Linked DNA regions of Homo sapiens: region 2 is linked to region 1. The links are chromatin loops, found by intact Hi-C in ENCODE. Cell type or tissue: psoas muscle. All regions are shown on one strand. Links, peaks and the distances in the headings refer to the core of each region. The heading gives the core; the rest is flanking DNA.

The links. A loop is a pair of places that touch in the nucleus more often than their neighbours do. Peaks named below come from ENCODE experiments on the same cell type or tissue, not always from the same donor. Only the 100,000 strongest peaks of a DNase experiment are listed, where the experiment ranks them.
Region 2: it touches region 1 in a loop (7-fold over the local background); 3 of 110 quality-filtered maps call a loop at or near these places.

What each region holds. Positions count from the first base shown.
Region 1 is chr3:52,728,830-52,738,910 of GRCh38, forward strand. It overlaps NEK4 (NIMA related kinase 4), which reads right to left. Exons shown (of 16, transcript NM_003157.6): 15 at 8,757-8,890. It also overlaps the pseudogene LOC100301990, the pseudogene AK3P7 and the pseudogene LOC100499399. Among named protein-coding and RNA genes, the nearest start is that of SPCS1, 28 kb to the left of the region's middle. RefSeq lists an enhancer at 2,736-3,935. In psoas muscle, for the core only: no CTCF peak of the experiment used is centred there; no DNase peak of the experiment used is centred there.
Region 2 is chr3:52,665,855-52,675,935 of GRCh38, forward strand. PBRM1 (polybromo 1) reads right to left here. Exons shown (of 32, transcript NM_001405607.1): 4 at 2,644-2,791. Among named protein-coding and RNA genes, the nearest start is that of PBRM1, 15 kb to the right of the region's middle. RefSeq lists enhancers at 53-554, 555-1,054, 5,434-5,603. In psoas muscle, for the core only: no CTCF peak of the experiment used is centred there; no DNase peak of the experiment used is centred there; H3K27ac peaks cover 2,192 bases.

The DNA of each region.
Region 1 (10,081 bases), core at 3,047-8,046:
AAACGGCTGCTCTGGGAGTGTCTGTCTTATGTGGTTGAGATAAGGACTGAAATATGCCCTGGTCTCCTGCAGTACCCTCAGGCTTGTTAGGGTGGGGAAAAAACTCCACCCTGGTAAATTTGTGGTCAGACCGGTTCTCTGCTCTCGAACTGTGATTTCTGTTGTTTAAGATGTTTATCAAGACAATATGTGCACAGCTGAACATAGACCCTTATCAGTAGTTCTGATTTTGCCTTTGTCCTGTTTCCTCAGAAGCATGTGATATTTGTTCTGCCTTTTGCCCTTTGAAGCATGTGATCTTTGTGACCTACTCCCTGCTTGTACACCCCCTCCCCTTTTGAAATCCTTAATAAAAACTTGCTGGTTTTAAGGCTCAGGTGGGCATCACGGTCCTACTGATATGTGATGTCACCCCCAGAGGCCCAGTACAAAAATTCCTCTCTTTGTACTCTTTCTCTTTATTTCTCAGCTGGCCGACATTTATGGAAAATAGAAAGAACCTACGTTGAAATATTGGGGGTGGGTTCCCCCAATACTGCACTCCAGCCTGGGGGATGGAGCGAAAGCCTGTTTCAAATATTTTAAATTAAAAAAAAAGGGCGGGCACGGTGGCTCACACCTGTAATCCTAGCACTTTGGAAGGCCAAGGTGGGTGGATCACCTGAGGTCAGGAGTTCAAGACCAGACTGGCCAACATGGTGAAACCCCATCTCTACTAAAATACAAAAATTAGCCAGGCATGATGGCAGTTGCCTGTAATCCCAGCTACTTGGGAGGCTGAGATGGGAGAATCGCTTGAACCCGGGAGACGGTGGTTGCAGTGAGCCGAGATCATGCCACTGCACTCTAGCCTGGGCGGCTGAGCAAGACTCTGTGTCTCAAAAAAAAAAAAAAGATTGCTTCACTTGACTAGCCAAAAAAAAAAAAAAGACTCAAATTACCAAAATAAGAAATTAAAATGGATACATTACTACCAGCTCTACAGAAATAAAAAGAATTGGGTGGGCATGGTGGCTCATGCCTGTAATCCCAACACTTTGGGAAGCCGAGGTAGGTGGATCACGAGGTCAGGAGATCAAGACCTCCTGGCCAACACGGTGAAACCCCATCTCTACTAAAAATGCAAAAATTAGCTGGGTGTGGTGGCGTGTGCCTGTAATCCCAGCTACTCGGGAGCCTGAGGCAGGAGAATCCCTTGAAACCGGGAGGCAGAGATTGCAGCAAGCTGAAATTGCGCCATGGCACTCTAGCTTGGTGACAGAGCGAGACTCTATCTCAAAAATAAATAAATAAAATAAAAAAGAATTGTAAGAGAACTATGAACAATTGTATGCCAACAAGTTGCATAAACCTAGATGAAATGGACACATTCCTAGAAACATAAAACCTACTGAGACTGAATCACAAAGAAATAGAAAATCTGAATAGACCCATAACTAGTGTAAGGAGAATGAATCAATCATCAACAAACTCCCAAAAAGGAAAGTTCCTAGACCTGATGGCTTTGCTGGTGATTCTACCACACTTTGGAGAGGAAATGATGCCAATCCTTCTCAAACTTTTCCAGAGAGTTGAGGAGGAAGGGGTAATTCCTGGTTCATTTTATGAGGCTGACGACAATGCCCTGGTGCTGGGGCCAGACAGGGACACTACAGGAAAAGAGAAATGCATATGAATATCCCTTATGAACATTCATTCGAAAATCTTTAACAAAATCCAGATGATTAAAGTATTTTTTCACCTCTGTTCATGAGAGATATTGATCTGATATTTTTTCACGTAGTGTCCTTGTTGAGTCTTGATGTCAGAGTTGTGCTGGTTTTGTGGATAAGGTGGGAAGTATCCCCTCTTAAAGTATTCTGGAAGACTTTATGCAGGATTGGTGTTCTTTCTTTCTTAGATGGTTGGAAGAATTCACCAGTAAAGCATCTGAGCATGGAGCTTTCTTTGTGGGCCAGTTTAACATTTTATGTCTCAGCTTTGTGCAAATGCTTAGGATAGTCAAACTCAGAGAGACAGAAAGTAGATGGGTGGTTGCCAGGGGCTGGTGGGGGCAGGAAATGGGGAACTATTGTTAAATGGGTGTAGAGTTTCAGTTTTGCAACATGAAAAAAGTTCTGATGATAGATGGTGGTGAATGTTGTACAACAATGTGAATGTACTTAATACCACTGAACTGTATGCTTTAAAATGGCTAAAATGGTATATTTTATCTCCATTTTATTACAATTTAAAAAAATGTATATATTGTTGAGCCTATAACATATAGAAATGTAATATATTTGCCAATAACAAAACAAAGGAGGTAAGTGGGAGCAAAGCTGTATTAGGCTACGGAAATGACTCCACATGGAAAGTTGAATCCAAAGGAACAAATAAAGAGATCCAGAAATGATAGAGTTACAACAACAAAATTTACAAACATACTTTTCTTTCTTCTCTCAATTTCTTTAAGACAGCTGGCTTCTTTGTGGAAATTGACAAACAAATTCTAAAATTCATATGTAATTGCAAGGGACCCAGAATAACCAAAACAATCTTGAGAAAGAATAATAGTGGAGGACTCATCCTTCCTGATTTCAAACCTTACTCCAAAGTAACAGTAAGCAAAGTGTGGTAGTGGCATAAGGATAGATATATAGATCAGCGGAATAGAAATGAGAGTCCAGAAATAAGCCCATGTGTCTCTAGTCAACTGATTTTTAACAAGGTGAGAAAATAGTCTTTGCAACACATGGTGACGGGACAACAGGAGAGCCACATACATAATGAAGTTGGAGCTTTACTTCATCATGCCATACGCAAGAATTAACTCAAAATGTGTCCAATGAGACCTGGAAGTGGATCACGTGGAGTGAAGGTCATGCCGCAGCACACACAGGAGTCTTGCCATGTTGCCCAGGCCCGTCTCAAACTTCTGAGTTCAGGCAATCTGCCCACCTCGTCCTCCGAAAGTATGGTTTAGCTGTGTCTCCACCCAAATCTCATCTTGAATTGTATCTCCCATAATCCCCACGTGTCGTGGGAGGGACCCGGCGGGAGGTAAGTGAATCATGGGGACGGGTTTTCCCATGCGGTTCTCATGATAGTGAGTAAGTCTCACGAGATCTGACGGTTTTATGAAGGGCAGTCCCCCTGCACACACTCTCTTGCCTGCTGCCACGTAAGACGTGTCTTGCTTCCCCTTCACCATCTGCTATGATTGTTAAGGCCTCCCCAGCCATATGGAACCATGAGTCAATTAATCCTCTTTTCTTTATAAACTACCCAATCTCAAGTATGTCTTTATTAGCAGTGTGAGAACAGACTAACACATGCTGGGATTACAGGCATGAGCCACCCAGCGCCCAGCCTCACAGATTGATTTCTTTTTTTTTCTTTTTGAGACACAGTCTCTCTCAGTTGCCCAGGCTGAGTGCAGTGGCGCGATCTTGGCTCACTGCAAGCTCCGCCTCCTGGGTTCATGCCATTCTCCTGCCTCAGCCTCCCAAGTAGTTGGGACTACAGATGCCCGCCACTGCGCCCGGCTAATTTTTTTGTATTTTTAGTAGAGACGGGGTTTCACCGTGTTAAGTCAGGATGGTCTCAATCTCCTGACCTCATGATCCGCCCATCTCGGCCTCCCAAGGTGTTGGGATTACAGGCGTGAGCCACCACACCCGGCCACAGATTGATTTCTTATGAGTCAGGCTGTGTGATGAAGAAGCCCAGAAGAGAAAGAAGCGGAAAGAAAAGGAATCAGGAAAGACTCTTACTCAGCGTCACTTGACATTCATGGATGTGGCTACAGAATTCTCTCAGGAGGAGTGGAAATAACTGGACCCTGCACAGAGGGCTTTATACAGGGAAGTGATGTAGGAGAACTACAGGAACCTGGTCTTTCTGGGAATCTGTCTTCCTGACCTGAGCATTATCTCCATGTTGGAGACAAAGCGAGAGCTCTGGACTCTGCAGGGTGAAGATAGCAAACAATCCAGATGGCAGGGAATGCATCAAAGGTGTGAACACAGGGAGAAGCTGTACATTGGGAAGTAATACAGAAAATGAGCCTATTAAAAATCAACTTGGATTAACCTTCAGTCACATCTGCCTGAATTGCAGCTATTTTAAGCTGGAAGGAAAATTTATGGAAGTAATCAAATTGAAAAGTTTACAAACCATAGTTCCTCAGTTCCACCACTTCAAAAAAATTCTTCTAGTGTTAAATAAATACAGAAATGATTTCATTGATTTCCCATCACTCCCACAAGACGACAAAGCACACATTAGAGGAAAAATCTTATGGACGTAGTTAAGATGGCAAAGTTTTTAGAGTGTCTGCAAGTCTTACTAATCATCAAGTAATCCATACTGCAGATAAACTTTACAAATGCAGTAATGTGGCAAGGTCTTTAGTTGCAATCCACACCTTGCAGATCACTGGAGAATTCATACTGGACAGAAGCCTTACAAACGTAGTGACTGTCACAAGGTGTTTAACAGCAATTCAAACCTTGCACAACATCAAAGAATTCATCCTGGAGAGAGGCCTCGCAAATGTAACGAATGTGGTAAAGCATTTAAAGAGTGTTCAGGACTTAGCGCCCATCTTGTAATCCATTCTGGAGAAAAACCTTACAAATGTAATGAGTGTACAAGAACTTCAGGCACAAATTTTCCCTCACTCAACAGAGAAGTCATACTGCAGAAAAACCTTACACACGTAATGAATGTGGCAAGGTCTTTGGTCAATTGCACGGCATCAAATAATTCATAGTACAGAGAAGCCTTACAAATGTAACAAACGTTGAAAGCATTTAGCAAGCATTCAGGACTTATGGCCCATCTTCTAATCCATACTGGAGAGAAACTTTACAAATATAGTGAATGCGGCAAGGTCTTCGGACACAAGTTATACCTAATCAACCATCAGATAATTCATACTGGAGAGAGACCTTACAAGTGTAATTCATGTGGCAAGGTGAATCAAAATTTACACCTTGCATGACATTGGAAGATTCATACTGAAGAGAATTCACTGCACACCTTACAGATGCAAAAATGTGGCAAAGTCTTCAGTCGTACTTCATAGCTAACACAACATTGGAAGACTCACATAGGTCACAAACGTTATAAATGTAATAAATGTGGCAAAGAATTCAGTTTGCATTCAAGCCTCAGTACTCATCTACTGATCCACACACGGAAAGGTAACCTTACAAATGTAAAGATAATATATATAAAAATAATATATAAAGAGAGAACAGTTGGCCAGGCATAGTGGTTCACACCTGTAATCCCAGCACTTGAGGAGGCCAAGGCATGTGGATCATAAGGTCAAGAGATCGAGACCACAGGCCAGGCGCGGTGGCTCATGCCTGTAATCCCAGCATTTTGGGAGGCCGAGGCGGGTGGATCACGAGGTCAGGAGTTCAAGACCAGCCTGGCCAAAATGGTGAAACCCCGTCTCTACTCTACTAAATATACAACAATTAGCCAGGTGTGGTGGCGGGTGCCTGTAATCCCAGCTGCTCGGGAGGCTGAGGCAGGAGAATTGCTTGAACCCAGGAGGCGGAGGTTGCGGTGAGCCAATATCATGCCACTGCACTCCAGCCTGCTAGGTAACAGAGTGAGACTCCAACTCAAAAAAAAAAAAAAGATCGAGACCATCCTGGCCAACATGGTGAAACCCTGTCCCTACTAAAAATACAAAAATTAGCCATGTGTGGTGGCACACACCTGTAGTCCCAGCTACTAGGGAGGCTGAGGCAGAAGAATCGCTTGAACCTGGGAGGTGGAGGTGAGCTGAGATCGCACCACTGCACCCCAGCCTGGGTGACACAGCGAGACTCCGTCTCAAAAAAAAAAAAAAAAAAAAAAGAACAGTTATATCGGAGTAGAGAGTTTAATCAAAACTACCAGTACAATTCATCCCACCAGTGGCCAAGTCTACAACATTGAATTCAACCCTCCCAAAACTGTTGGCATTGATGATCTGACTGGGGAGCCTCTCATTCAGCAAGAGGATGATAAACCAGAGATGGATATCAAGAGACTAAAGGCTTGTGAACTGAAACAAAGCCAGTCTTAGAATATTACCAAAAAAAAAGGGGTAATGGAAACATTCTCCAGAACAGAAACCAAGAGGATTTGGCCCTGTGTATATGCTTTCCTACCAACTAAAATTCCACAAACAAGCCAGAAAGCTCTTCAGTTACTCCATGAGGAGAAATACATGTAACGAGTAAGATGAGCAAACCTCCTAGGCCTTCCATTTAGAAGCTGCTTTTCCTAAGACTTCCAGTATATATGAATTCTTTGAAAAGTATACTACTTTTATTTCTACTAATTTTATTCTGAATACAAAGGAAGTGTCAAATGAGATAGATACTAAGATTCATCTTTTGAAATCACCTAGTGTGTTTTATCCAGTTATCTTCAAAAACATCAGAGATGTCTAAACTTTTAAAACATTTGTTAGAGCGAAATTTATTTTGGTGTTAAACACACTTTCAGTTTACTCAGAATTTCCAATTTGCTATAAAAATGTAACAATTAGCATAGATAAAAATATTACTTTAAGATCACTTGTTTTCTTTTGAAAATACATATGTACTGAGGGTTATTATTTATGTCAGAAATGGACATTATAAGTTCTTGGATAAGCACCAAAGTTGAATGAATTTTTCAACAAAATGTAGTTAAAGTCTGTGTTTACAGATGTTACTCAGGTTAAGAAATGTGTTTTACGATCTACTTACCAGTTTCTCTTTTTGATCCAATGTATGAGATCTGCCCTGATAAATAACAAGGTATTGTACAACCCTCCCAAAAATAAGAGAAAAAGAGAAAACCCATGGCACTATGTAAAGTAAGCACACTTTGTCATTAGTAAATAGCTCAGGCATGCCTGGGGAATGTTCCTTTGCCAAAAATAGCAATCAATCATAATTAGTAAACAGGTGTGCCAATAAAAAGAATTTACATGATAAGTTAACAAGGATCAGGAAAGTAAGTTAATTTCCTGAAGGAGTTGTTTGTTTCTGATCAAATAAATTGATACCTGTTAGCATTCACTGCCACCTTATCTTAAGGGGAAAGAACTCTACTGGTGTCATCTGACCAGCCATTTAAAAATTGGAATCTAAAGTGATTCCTTAGTGGGGCAACAAGGATGGTTGCTGATGTACTGTGTGGTCTAGTAGGAGAAGTGGGGCAATATGAGAAGTGGAGGAAAAACCCGACTATGTCTTCCGTGGCATATTTACTCTTATTTTACTTGGTGCTAAATCAAATGAAACAAGCCCTTGTAACAGCTGTTATTAATTGCCTTTAAAAATCTGTCCTGTTTTTTCCCAGGTACTTAAAATACAAGTGCCAGTAAGTGGTTCTTATGTATTTTTGGCGGGGGGGAATTTATTTTCCTTTTCTTCTGATATTTTAAAAATCCATTGATCTTTCAAGATGAACCAAGGTTTTTAAAAATAATTATAGCAGGCCGGGCCTGGTGGCTCACGCCTGTAATCCCAGCACTTTGGGAGGCCGAGGTGGGCAGATCATGAGGTCAGGAGATCGAGACCATCCTGGCTGACACAGTGAAACCCAGCCTCTACTAAAAATACAAAACATTAGCCAAGCGTGGTGGTGGGCACCTGTAGTCCCAGCTACTCGGGAGGCTGAGGCAGGAGAATGGCGTGAACCAGGGAGGCAGAGCTTACAGTGAGCTGAGATCGCACCACTGCACTCCAGCCTAGGTGACAGAGCGAGACTCCGTCTCATAAAAAAAAAAAAAAAAAGAATTATAGTAAACACTTCATTCTTTTCTTTTTGTCCCACCCATCCCTGCCCAACTAGCACTTCATTCTTTATAAAACTTTCTATAATGCTTTATTTGAATGTTAATATTATGTGCTTTCTAAAAATGTTGTGAATTACCAAACTTATGGATTATCACTAGGTGATTAGGCATACATTAGTCTTTATCAGAATAAAATGAAATTTCATTTAAAAAAAAGAAAACTACCAATATAGAAATTCTTGAGTATGATTCACATTTAACTGCTGGCACTATAATTTCTAAATTTTTGATTTAGAATGTACATAGTTCTCATGTTTTAGGTAATAGGTAATAGAGTTTATTTTTTTTGAGACAGAGTCTTGCTCTGTCACCCAGGCTAGAGTGCAGTAGCGTAATCTCAGCTCACTGCAACCTCCGCCTCCTAGGTTCAAACAATTCTCCTGCCTCAGCCTCCCCTGCCGCTGGGATTACAGGTGCGTGGCACCATGCCCAGCTAATTTTTATATTTTTAGTAGAGATGAGTTTTCACCACTCACCACGTTGGCCAGGCTGGTCTGGTACTCCTGACCTCAGGTGATCCACCCACCTCAGCCTCCTAAAGTGCTGTGATTACAGGCGTGAGCCACCATGCCCAAGCTAAAGTTTAAATTTTCCTTAAAAAAAAAAAAGTGTCCAAGACCTAAAAGGGCTGAAACCAAAAAAACTCTTAGAAGAAAATATAAAAATAAATCTTCATGACTTCAGATTTGGCAGTGCGGACCATGGGGAGTGACTGCTAACAGGTGCAGGGCTTCTTGGGGCGTAATGAAAATGTTCTAATATCGATTGTGGTAATGACTGTACAATGTTGTAAACACATTAAAAACCACTGAATTATACACTTTAGATGAGTGAATTGTTATGTGTGATTTATATTTCAAAAGGTTGTTTAAAAAATTCTATAACATAAGCATCTTGATACAGTTAATGAGACACTCACCTCTCTATCAAATTCATCCTCCTCCTCCAAAAGATCATACACCTGCTCTAAAAGCTGAACTCCCAGGCCACGAATTACATCAGTTCTCAAGACTTCAACTAGTCTCCTGATCTTTTCAGAACCTGGCATAATAGCTAAAAGGCAACAACAAAGACAAAGGGAAAAATAAACACTTTTACCACTATAGCAAGAACACTGCAATTTTTTAAAATTTTGTATTTTATTTTATTTATTTATTTTATTTTTGAGACGGAGTCTTGCTCTGTCGCCCAGGCTGGAGTGCAGTGGCACGATCTCAGCTCACTGCAAGCTCCACCCCCTAGGTTCATGCCATTCTCCTGCCTCAGCCTCCCGACTATTTGGGACTACAGGGGCCCACCACCACACCCAGCTAATTTTTTGTATTTTTAGTAGACACAGGGTTTCACTGTGTTAGCCAGGATGGTCTTGATCTCCTGACCTCGTGACCCACCCACCTCAGCCTCCCAAAGTGCTGGGATTACAGGCATGAGCCACTGCACCCGGCCTATTTTTTTTTTTTAAGTGACAGGGTCTTGCACTGTCATAGGGATGTAGTGCAGTGTGACCATAGCTCACTATAGCCTCTAATTCCTGGGCTCAAGCAATCACCCTGCCTCAGCCTTCCAAGTAACCAGAACTACAGGAATGCACTACCATGTCCAACTAATTCTTAAATTTTTTGCAGTGATGGGGTCTATGTTGTCCCGGTTGGTCTTGAACTCCTGGCCTCAAGCAATCCTCCCACCTTGGCCTCCCAAAGCAATGAGATTACAGGCATGATGATACCACACCAAGCCTTTTTTTTTTTTTTTTGGTATTTTATTTTATTATTTTATTTTTATTTCATTTCATCTGATTTTTTGAGACAGGATCTTGCTCTGTCGCTCAGGCTGGAGTGCAGTGGCATGCTCATGGCTCACTGCAGCCTCAACCTCCTGGGTTCAAGAAATCCTCTTACCTCAGCCGCCTGAGTAGCTGGGACTACAGGCATGAGCCACTATGCCTGGCTAATTTTTGTATTTTTTGTAGACACAAGTTTTCATCATGTTGCCCAGGCTGGTCTCAAACTCTTGGACTCAAGCAATCTGCCCTCCTCAGCCTCCCAAAGTATAGGCATGAGCCACCGTACCCAGCAGGGCTGTTTTTTTAAAAATCTTGTTATACTGACATTCTTTTTTCCCTCTGACAAGAGTTTGGTTTAATGACTTAAAATTTACATATGAACTTAAGCTTCACTACCATCTCTTAAACCTAAAAAACACCACAACTGTCTAACTTGAAGAAAAGTCACATGAAAAACCACA
Region 2 (10,081 bases), core at 2,910-7,909, 63 kb before region 1:
AGTACACAGCACCAGCATTATAAATAAGGAAAAGAGTGATCAGAGTTGAATTATTCTAAAGTCTTCGTATTGTTTGGAGGATTAAGATCCTGATTAGCTTCTGGCTTTGAATAAGTTAATTATGCATATTAAAACTTCTTAGATAAGAACTAAAAGATTATCTATAGATGTTACAATTTCCAAATTTTAGAGGTAATAAGAGGAAAAAAGTTTTGAAAAAAATGAAATCAAAAGAAGGCATAGAGAAAAAAATAACAAAATGCACTGAAGAGTAAAATAAACTGAGCAAGGTGGTGTGTACCTGCAGTCCTAGCTACCTGGTAGGCTGAGGTGGGATGACTGCTTAAGTCCAGGAGTTTGATTCTGGCCTCGGCAACTTAATGAGACCTCATCTCTTAAAAATAAGGCCAGGCATGGTGGCTCACGCCTGTAATCCTAGCACTTTTGGGAGGCCGAGGCAGGCAGATCACCTGAGGTCAGGAGTTCAGGACCAGCCTGGCCAACATGGCAAAACCACGTAAAAATACAAAAATTAGCCAGGCATGATGGTGGGTGCCTATAATCCCAGCTACTCGGGAGGCTGAGGCAGGAGAATGGCGTGAACCTGGAAGGCAGAGCTTGCAGTGAGCCGAGATCGCGCCACTGCACTCCAGCCTGGGCAACAGAGCGAGACTCCATCTCAAAAAAAAAAAAGAAATGGCAAAGGGTCAAGTATAATTAACCTACTTTCTAACCAGAAAAAGAAGTATAAAGCAAGCTGGGCATGGTGGTTCATGCCTGTAATCCCAGCACTTGGGAGACCGAGGCGGGTCAATCGCTTGAGCCCAGGAGTTCAAGACTAGCCTGGGCAACACGGTGAAATCCCGTCTCTATCAAAAATACAAAAAATTAGCCATGTGTGATGGTGCGCACCTGTAGTCCCAGCTAATCAGGAGGCTAAGGTGGGAAGATTGCTTGAGCCCAGGAGACAAGGGCTGTAGTGAGCCAAGATCACACCACTGCACTCCAGCCTGGGCAACAAAGGAGATCGTGTCTCAAAAAAAAAAAAAAAAAATTATAAAGCCAAAGTAATTAAGATAGAAATAGAACGGCCTAGTAACAGATAAACTGGCCTGTGGAACAGAATAAAAGGACAGAAACAGATCCATGAATACATGGAAATGATGACAGCAACGATTGCGAACAAACGCAGAGAGAATAGTGTTGGTTATACCTGTGGGAAAAAAATTGATTCCTACCTTATAAAAGACAAAAATCAATCCCAGCTGCATTTATTCCTACCTTATAAAAGACAAAAATCAATCCTAGCTGCATTAAAGGCTTATATGAAAGACAAAACTATAAAACTTTAAGAAAAGCATACTAATAGAAGAATATCTTGGGCAAGAGGAATCTCTGAAACAAGATACAAATAAACCCAATTTAAAGATTGATAAATTTGATTAAACTAAAATAAAACATTTCTGTTCATCAAAAAATACCATGAAAGGTGAAAAGATATGCACACAGTGGGAGAAGATATTTGAAACACACAAAATCAAATAAAAAAAATAAAAAAACTGAAACACATATAATCAAAAAAGGTTTACTATCCACAATAATTAAAAAATTTCTATGGCCAGGCATGGTCGCTCACGCCTGTTGTCCCAGCACTTTGGGAGGCCAAGGTGGGTGGATCACTTGAGGTCAGGAGTTCAAGACTAGCCTGGCCAACATGGTGAAACCCCATCTCCACTAAAAATACAAAAATTAGCCAGGCATGGTGGTGGGCACCTGTAATCCCAGCTACTCAGGAGGCTGAAGCAGGAGAATCACTTGAACCTGGGAAGAAGAGGTTGCAGTGAGCTGAGATCGTGCCACTGCACTCTAGCCTGGGCAATAGACTTTGCCTCAAAAAAAAAAAAAAAAAAAAAAAATTTCTAAAGCCAGGAGTGGTGGCTCATGTCTGTAGTCCCAGCTACTCATGAGGCTGAGGCAGGAGGATCACTTGAGGCCAGGAGTTTGAGACCAGCCTGAGTAACATAGGGAGACTCTGTCTCTAAAAAAAAAAAGAAAAAAAAATTCCAGAAATATGAAAATGACTAACAAACCAAGAGAAAAATGGGCAAAAGATTTGAGCAGACAGAGAAATAAGAATAGTTCATAATCACATGAATGTGGGTTGGGCACAGTGGCTCACGCCCATAATCCCTGCACTTTGGGAGGCCAAGGCAGGCAGATTGCTTGAGCCCAGGAGTTCAAGACCAGCCTGGGCAACATGGTGAAACCCTGGTCTCTACAAAACATGCAAAAATTAGCTGGGCATGGTGGCACGTGCCTATAGTGCCAGCTACTCAGAAGGGTGAGGTGGGAGGATTGCTTGAACCTGGGAGGCGGAGGCTGCCATGAGCCAAGATCTCACCACTGCACTCCAGCCCGTGTAACAGAGCAAGACCCTGTCTCAAAAGATAATAAATTAAAATACGTAAATAAATAAGAAATAAAAATCATATGAATGTCCAGTCTCTTTACGAATAAGACAAATGCGAACTCAAGCCACAAAAAGAAACTACTACTCACCTGCCAGGTTTATAAATATTAAGAAGCCAATTATCAAATTGGTATCTTCCAATTGGTATCTTTCCAAATTTCATAATTTCTTACCTTATAATAGGACTTTGCATTGTTAAAAAGAAGCTGGAAGTCAGCAGTCAGCAAATTAACATCATCATACTCTTCCATTTTTAGTTTCTGTTGGATTTTCATCAAGTCAATGGGCTGAGAAACCACTTCATAATAGTCTGGTTGATTTCTGTTATAATTTAAATTTTTTTAAAGGAGATTAATCTGAAGCTTACAAAAAGTTTTATTTCAAAACTATTTATGGTAATGTTCAACATTCCAAGTGACAGAGCATATTAGAATCTTTCATGGACTTTGAAGCTTACTTAAAAAAAAAAAAAAAAGAAAAAAATCTGCAAAAAAAGAAAAAGAAAAGCAAGATGCACACTCATTCCCTTTTCAAAACATACGTTAATGATATAAAAACCTAAATTAACACCTGTGATGGTCTTTTATATGCTAACTGTTTAATGTTTAGGGCACCAACGCTAAACCCATGTCAATGGTATCCTTTATAAATGAAGATGACTTACCTTTCATAGTGCTCAAAAGTGTGAAAACAGAGATATGTCTCAATACTCTTTATAAACTTACAAAACAGATTCTTTCTTCAGTAAGTGACCACATAAATTTTTTCTGCCAAGTACTATCAAATGCCTATCATAAATGCTGCTACAATAGCAATTACTAAAATTACAAGGGAGGAAGATGAGCCCTTGGCTTACGTAGCTTAACAAAGATGAATGGACATCAGATACATCTAAACACAACCAAACTCTTCGGAAAAAAAAAACCATGGGACTAAGAAATACAAAATTTGGCTTAGTGGTTATACCTTGCAGGAGAGGGGTAGTGAGGAACACACAAGAAACTTTGTAGGTAATTATAATGACAAAATTTCTTAAAATAATTAAGTAATTTCCTTCTTTAATTCCTTAAGTAATTTTAATGACAATTTCTTAAGTTCCCAAAATAACTTCTTGGGTTTAGGGTTCATGGATGTTTAGTATTTTTTCTGGCTTTCTTCAAATGAAGTTCCAGGAGACAAGTAAACCTACTGAAAAACGATGTGACTATTTTCTCAATTCTCCCACAGGGGTAGGTATTCAGCCCCATTCTAGATGTGTAAGAGATAAGTTATTACAAATAACATCATGGCGATTAAGGCTTAAATCTCTCTTGGAACCTTAGCTGACAGGTTATAGCCATTCTTTTATTACGTATAATATATTTAAATTATTTTTAAATTTGTATTCTGACATAAAAGTTGCAAAAATAGTACTTTTTTTCTGAACCATTTGAATAAGCTCTGACATGATGCCCCATCACGCCTGATAATTTAGTGTTTGTTTCTCACAAATAAGGACCACAACTCAACCATCAAAACCAGGAAGTGAATGTTAATACAGTACAGTTGACCACTGAACTGTGCAGGTCCACTTATATGGGAACTCTTTTCAACCAAAAAAATCAGAATATTGAGAAATCAGAGAAAAAGCAGAAAGAATACTGATGTTGTCAGTGGTATCAAGGAACCTTCTCACAGCACACATTAGGGCTCTGATAACTTAATATCCAAGATGGTCCTCTCCATCTGGGCCTACAGGACCCACAGTCCAGTGCTCCTTGCTGAGGCAGGACCCCAGCAGTGTCTCAAGCTAAGGGGACTATCTGTAGACAATTGAGAATTCAATGAGAACATGTGCCTAGAAAGGACACTATCCCCCAGAATCACTGCTACAAGGTTCCTCACAAACATTTTTAGAATTACCACAAAGACAAAAGAAAAATCAGGATCCCAACCTCTCACTCTATGTCATATGGTCAAAACAGGGTCCCCCCATTTCAAAATGAAATACTTCTAATTTCTAACAGTACTAATTTTTTCTGAAATCAAACATACAGAAAACCATCAAAAGTAAGAATCATCCTTATAATCCAGAATAAATAGCACCATTTGCATTTTTATAGACATTCTTCCAGACTTCTCTATAGGCACATGTACACACAAACCAAATTTAACATAAACAGGATTATATTGTATGTTCTTTCAAAACAACTTTTCTCTTTCAACAATAGATGAGGGCAGTCTGGCATATGGCTGCAAAATAACCAAAATGCAAAGTTTTAATCAGAATAATGAGAAACACTAGCCCTGGTGTGCAGACAGCCTGCCGGCTACTCCCTACCCCATTTTCCCTTCTTCCCAGGATGACAGCATTCTAAGCTGCTGCATGGCTACTAAAGACTATATTCTCAGCCAGCATGGTGTTGCATGCCTGTAGTCCCAGCTACTTGGGAGGCTGAGGGAGGACTGCTTGAGCCCAGGAGGTCAAGGCTGTAGTGTGCAAAGATGGTGCTGGTGAGTAGCCTGCATTCCAGCCTATGTGACATGGTAAAACCTCGTCTCTAAGGAAAACAAAGCAAAACAAAACCTTAAAGACCATATTTATTCTCCAGCCTCACTGCAGCTAGATTCTAGCCAATACGAGAGCTGAAGTGTGTCATATCCAAGTCATGTCCTTAACATTCATTCTTTTTCCATACTGGCTGGAAGGCAGTTGTGGTAGTGAGTCATCTCAGACCATGCAGGCAAGGGTGATACCACAAAGACCGCAGAATAGAGTTGGCTAATACTTGTACCTTGACAACTTCACAGAACAGGACTTTTACACAAGAGAAATAAATTTCTCTTTTGTTTCAGCCATTGTTGATTTGCATGTCCTAGCACAAAGCAGACTAATACAGTAACTGAAACAAAGTATCAAAAAGATATTCACAAATTGTGTAGCTCTGAGCAATACTAATTCTCATAAATACTTGAGAAAAAAACATACATTCCACAGAGGAGCGTCAGAAAAAAGGCACCATTATCTTCGAGGTTGTAACATGACAGTGGTCCAGCACCCAAGGTGTGTATCCTCTGCCCCTCAGCACTCGCCTGCCAGCAAAAAGGAGGCAGCAGAGGGACGGTATCTTCTATAAAAGTTGTTTTGTATACTTCAGTGTGATGCTGCTACTCTATACCACATAATGGTTAAGAGCACAGGCTTTGGAGTCAGAACGACTTTAGTCTGAACACCAGTTATCTTTTAGTAGTTACAAGAACTTGTGCAAGTTCTCACCTATAAACTGTGATAACTCAGAATTTTAAATAAGATATGATTGGGAAAATGCTTGGTATTGTGTCTAGAATGTGGCAAACAATAAATACATGCTTTTACTACTTTATGCTAATTAAATGACAACTTTCAGAAGACTATTATTGATAAACCAACTCAAATATGGAGACAGTTACCTCATTTTAAAAACAATGCTTCCTTTTTGGCCATGGCTAATTTGCTAATTTACAGGGCTCTCCTAATTCAGGATGATGACACTGCATTCTCAGTGGCTTGCTCGTTGAGGTGAGAAATTTGCCTCCAGTTCAACTTAGAGCTTGGTAACTACCCACTGTAGCATCAACAATCATGAATGAATCTAAATCTTTAGTTAACTCACAGCTTTCTACAGCTGCTGTAACAAATTACCACAAACTTCAGGGCTTAAAACAAAACCCATTTATTATATTAGTTCTAGAGGTCAGAAGTCCAAAATGGGTCTCACTGGTCTAAAATCAAGGTATTAGCAGGGCTGCATGCCGTCTGGATGTTCTAGTACGGAGCATCTAGCGAAAAAGGTTTCCTTGCCTTTTTCAGCTTCTAGAGCTCACCTGCATCCCTTGGCTTGTAGTCTCCTTCCTCCATCTTCAAAGCCAGCACTACAGCATCTTCAAATCTCTGACTGAACTTGTCTCCCTCTTCCCCATTTAAGGACCCTTGTGATTACACTGGACCCACATGGATAATCCAGGATAACCGCTCCAATTCAAGATCAGCTGATTAGCAAACTTAATTCCCCTCTGCCATGTAACACAATATATTCACAGGTTTCAGGGATTAGAATGTGGAAATATTTGGGCACCAGTTTTCTGACTAACACACTCATATACGTTTTCAGAACAAATAACTTCAATTTCCAGAGGTTTTTTTTTGGCTTTTTTTTTTTTTTTTTTTTGAGTCAGAGTTTCACTCTTGTTGCCCAGGCTGGAGTGCAACAGCGTTATCTCCGCACACTGCAACCTCTGCCTCCTGGGTTCAAGTGATTCTCCTGCCTCAGCCTCCCGAGTAGCTGAGATTATAGGTGCACACCACCACGCCCGGCTAATTTTGTATTTTTAGTAGAGATGGGCTTTCTCCATGTTGGTCAGGCTGGTCTCGAACTCCTGCACTCAGGTGATCCACCTGTCTCGGCCTCCCAAAGTGTTGGGATTACAGGCATGAGCCACCACGCCTGGCCAATTGCCAGAGTTTTGAAGAGAATAGTGATTATATTTTGACAGCAAGAGAGGAAAGATGTTCTAGTTAGGGGAACATACCTTCCATAGGAAGTTGTGTGCAAGATGCCTCTCTGTGTAATTTAAAAAACTGATCCCTTTTAACTATCACTGTGACAACTTCAATACAGTCTTAAGAGCTATTAATTTTTTTTATTAATTTTTAATTTTTTTGAGACGGAGTTTTGCTCTTATTGTCCAGGCTGGAGTGCAATGGTGCAATCTCAGCTCACTGCAACCTCCGCCTCCCGGGTTCAAGCAATTCTCCCACCTCAGCCTCCCAAGTGGCTGGGATTACAGGCACCCACCACCACGCCCGGCTAATTTTTGCATTTTTAGTAGAGACAGGGTTTCACTATGTTGGCCAGGCTGGTCTCGAACTCCTGACCTCAAGTGATCCACCCGCCTCAGCCTCCCAAAGTGATGGGATTACAGGCATGAGCCACCGCGCCCAGCCATAAGAACTATTAATTTTTATACTGCCTATGTGAACCAGGTGTTAAAAAACAAAATGAAACAAAAAAATTAAATAATTTAAAAAACATGCTTCACTCTCGGCCAGGTGCAGTGGCTCATGCCTGTAATCCCAGCACTTTGGGAGGCTGAGGCGGGTGGATCACCTGAGGTCAGGAGTTCGAGACCTGCCTGGCCAATATGGCAAAACTCCGTCTCTACTAAAAGTACAAAAAAAATTAGCCAGGCATAGTGGTGTATGCCTGTAATCCCAGCTACTCGGGAGGCTGAGGCAGGACAATTGCTTGAACCCAGGAGGTGGAAGTTGCAGTGAGCCAAGACTGTGCCACTGCACTCCAGCCTGGGCAACAGAGTGGGACTCCATCTCAAAAAAAAAAAAAAAAAAAAAGCTTCTTTCTCAAGGAATTAGAGAAAAGAAGAGCAAACTAAACCCAAAGCTAGCAGTAGATAATAAATAGAAAGGAGGGCCAGTGCAGTAGTTCATGCCTATAATCCCAGCACTTTGGGAGGATGAGGTGGACAGATCACTTGAGGTCAAGAGTTTAAGACCAGCCTGGGCAACAAAGTGAAACCCTATCTCTACTAAAAATACAAAAATTAGCCAGGCATGGTGGCACACGCCTGTAATCCCAGCTACTTGGGAGGCTGAAGCATAAGAATCACTTGAACCTGGAAGGCAGAGGCTGCAATAAGCCATGATCACGCCACTGCACTCCAGCCTGGGCAACAGAGCAAGACACTGTCTCAAAAAAAAAATATATATATAGATATATATATAGAATGCAGATAAACGAAATTAGAGAATAGAAAAACAATTTTAAAAATTAAACAGTTGGTTTTTTTAAAAGATCAACAAAATTGGTAAACACTTAGCTAGATTAACTAAGAAAGAAAGAGCTGAGCACGGTGGCTCACGCCTGTAATGCCAGCACTTTGGAAGGCCAAGGTAGGCGGATCACCTAAGGTCGGGAGTTTGAGACCAGCCTGACCAACATAGAGAAACCCTGTCTCTACTAAAAATACAAAATTAGCTGGGCGTGGTGGCCCATGCCTGTAATCCCAGCTACTCGGGAAGCTGGGGCAGGAGAATCGCTTGAACCTGGGAAACGGAGGTTGTGGTGAGCCACAATCGAGATCGCACCACTGCACTCCAGCCTGGTGCGAAACTCCATCTCAAAAAAAAAAAAAAAAAAGAGAGAGAGAGGCTGGGTGTGGTGGCTCACACTTGTGATCCTAGCACTTCGGGAGGCCAAGGTAGGAGGATCACTTGAGCCCAGGAGTTTGAGACCAGCCTGGGCAACACAGGGAAACCCTGTCTCTACCAAAAAAAAAAAAAAAAATATATATATATATATATATATACACACACACACACACATATATCTCCTTACCTAACATTACATACGTTATTTTTTAATATGTATGTAGCGTTAGGTAAGAATCCAGCATATTTTTACATATATAAATAAAAAATACGTTATATATACAATATATATATTTTATGTGTTTACTATATACATACACACGTATATATAACATATATATTAGCCAGGTATGGTAGCATCAGGTGAGAGGACTGCTTGAGTCCGGGAGGTTGAGTCTGCACTGAACTGTGATTGCCACTGCACTCCAGCCTGGGTGCCAAAGCAAGATCCTGTCTCAAAAAAAGACAGAAAGGAGGAGGGAGGGAGGGAAGAAGTAAGGGAGAAAAGAGATGCAAATAACTAAAATCATAAAGAGGAGACATTACAACCAATGCCACAAAAATAAAAAGGATTATGAGAGTTCTAGGAAAACATGTATGCCAACAAATTAGATAAACTAGAAGAAATGGATAATTTCCTAGAAACACACAACCTACTAAAGACATACAAAGCCTGAGTAAACCTATAACTAGTAAGGAGACTGAATCAGTAATAAAAAATCTCCCACAAAGAAAATCCCTAGACTGATAGCTTCACTGATGAATTCTAACCAGACATTTCAAGAACTAACACACCAAGCCTTATGAAACTTTTCCAAAAAATTGAAGAGGCGAGGTCACGTCCTAACTTATTCTATGAAGCTAGCATTACTCTGATACCAAAGCCAGACAAAGATACTACAAGAAAACTACTGATCAATATCCCTTATGAATACTGATGCAAAATTTCTCAATAAAATATTAGCAAACTGAATTCAGCAGGATATTAAAAGGATTATATACCATAACCAGGTGGGATTTATTCCACAGTGAACAAGGTGTTGAAGTGGTGAAAGTGGGCATCTCTGTCTTGTTCGTGATCTTAGAGGAAAAGCTTTAAGTATTTTGCCACTGAATATGTTGTTCACAGTAATCAAAATGTGTGCTACTGGTATAAAAACAGACACAGGGACCAATGGAATAGAATGGAGCCTAGAAACGACCCTCACATACACGGTCAAGCAAATTTTGACAAAGGCGCCAAAACCATTCAATGAGAAAAGCACAGTCTTTTCAACAAACGATACCGGGAAAACTGGATACACACATATAAAGAATGAAGCGGGGGCCGGGCGCGGTGGCTCACGCCTGTAATCCCAGCACTTTGGGAGGCCGAGGCGGGCGGATCACGAGGTCAGGAGATCGAGACCATCCCGGCTAAAATGGTG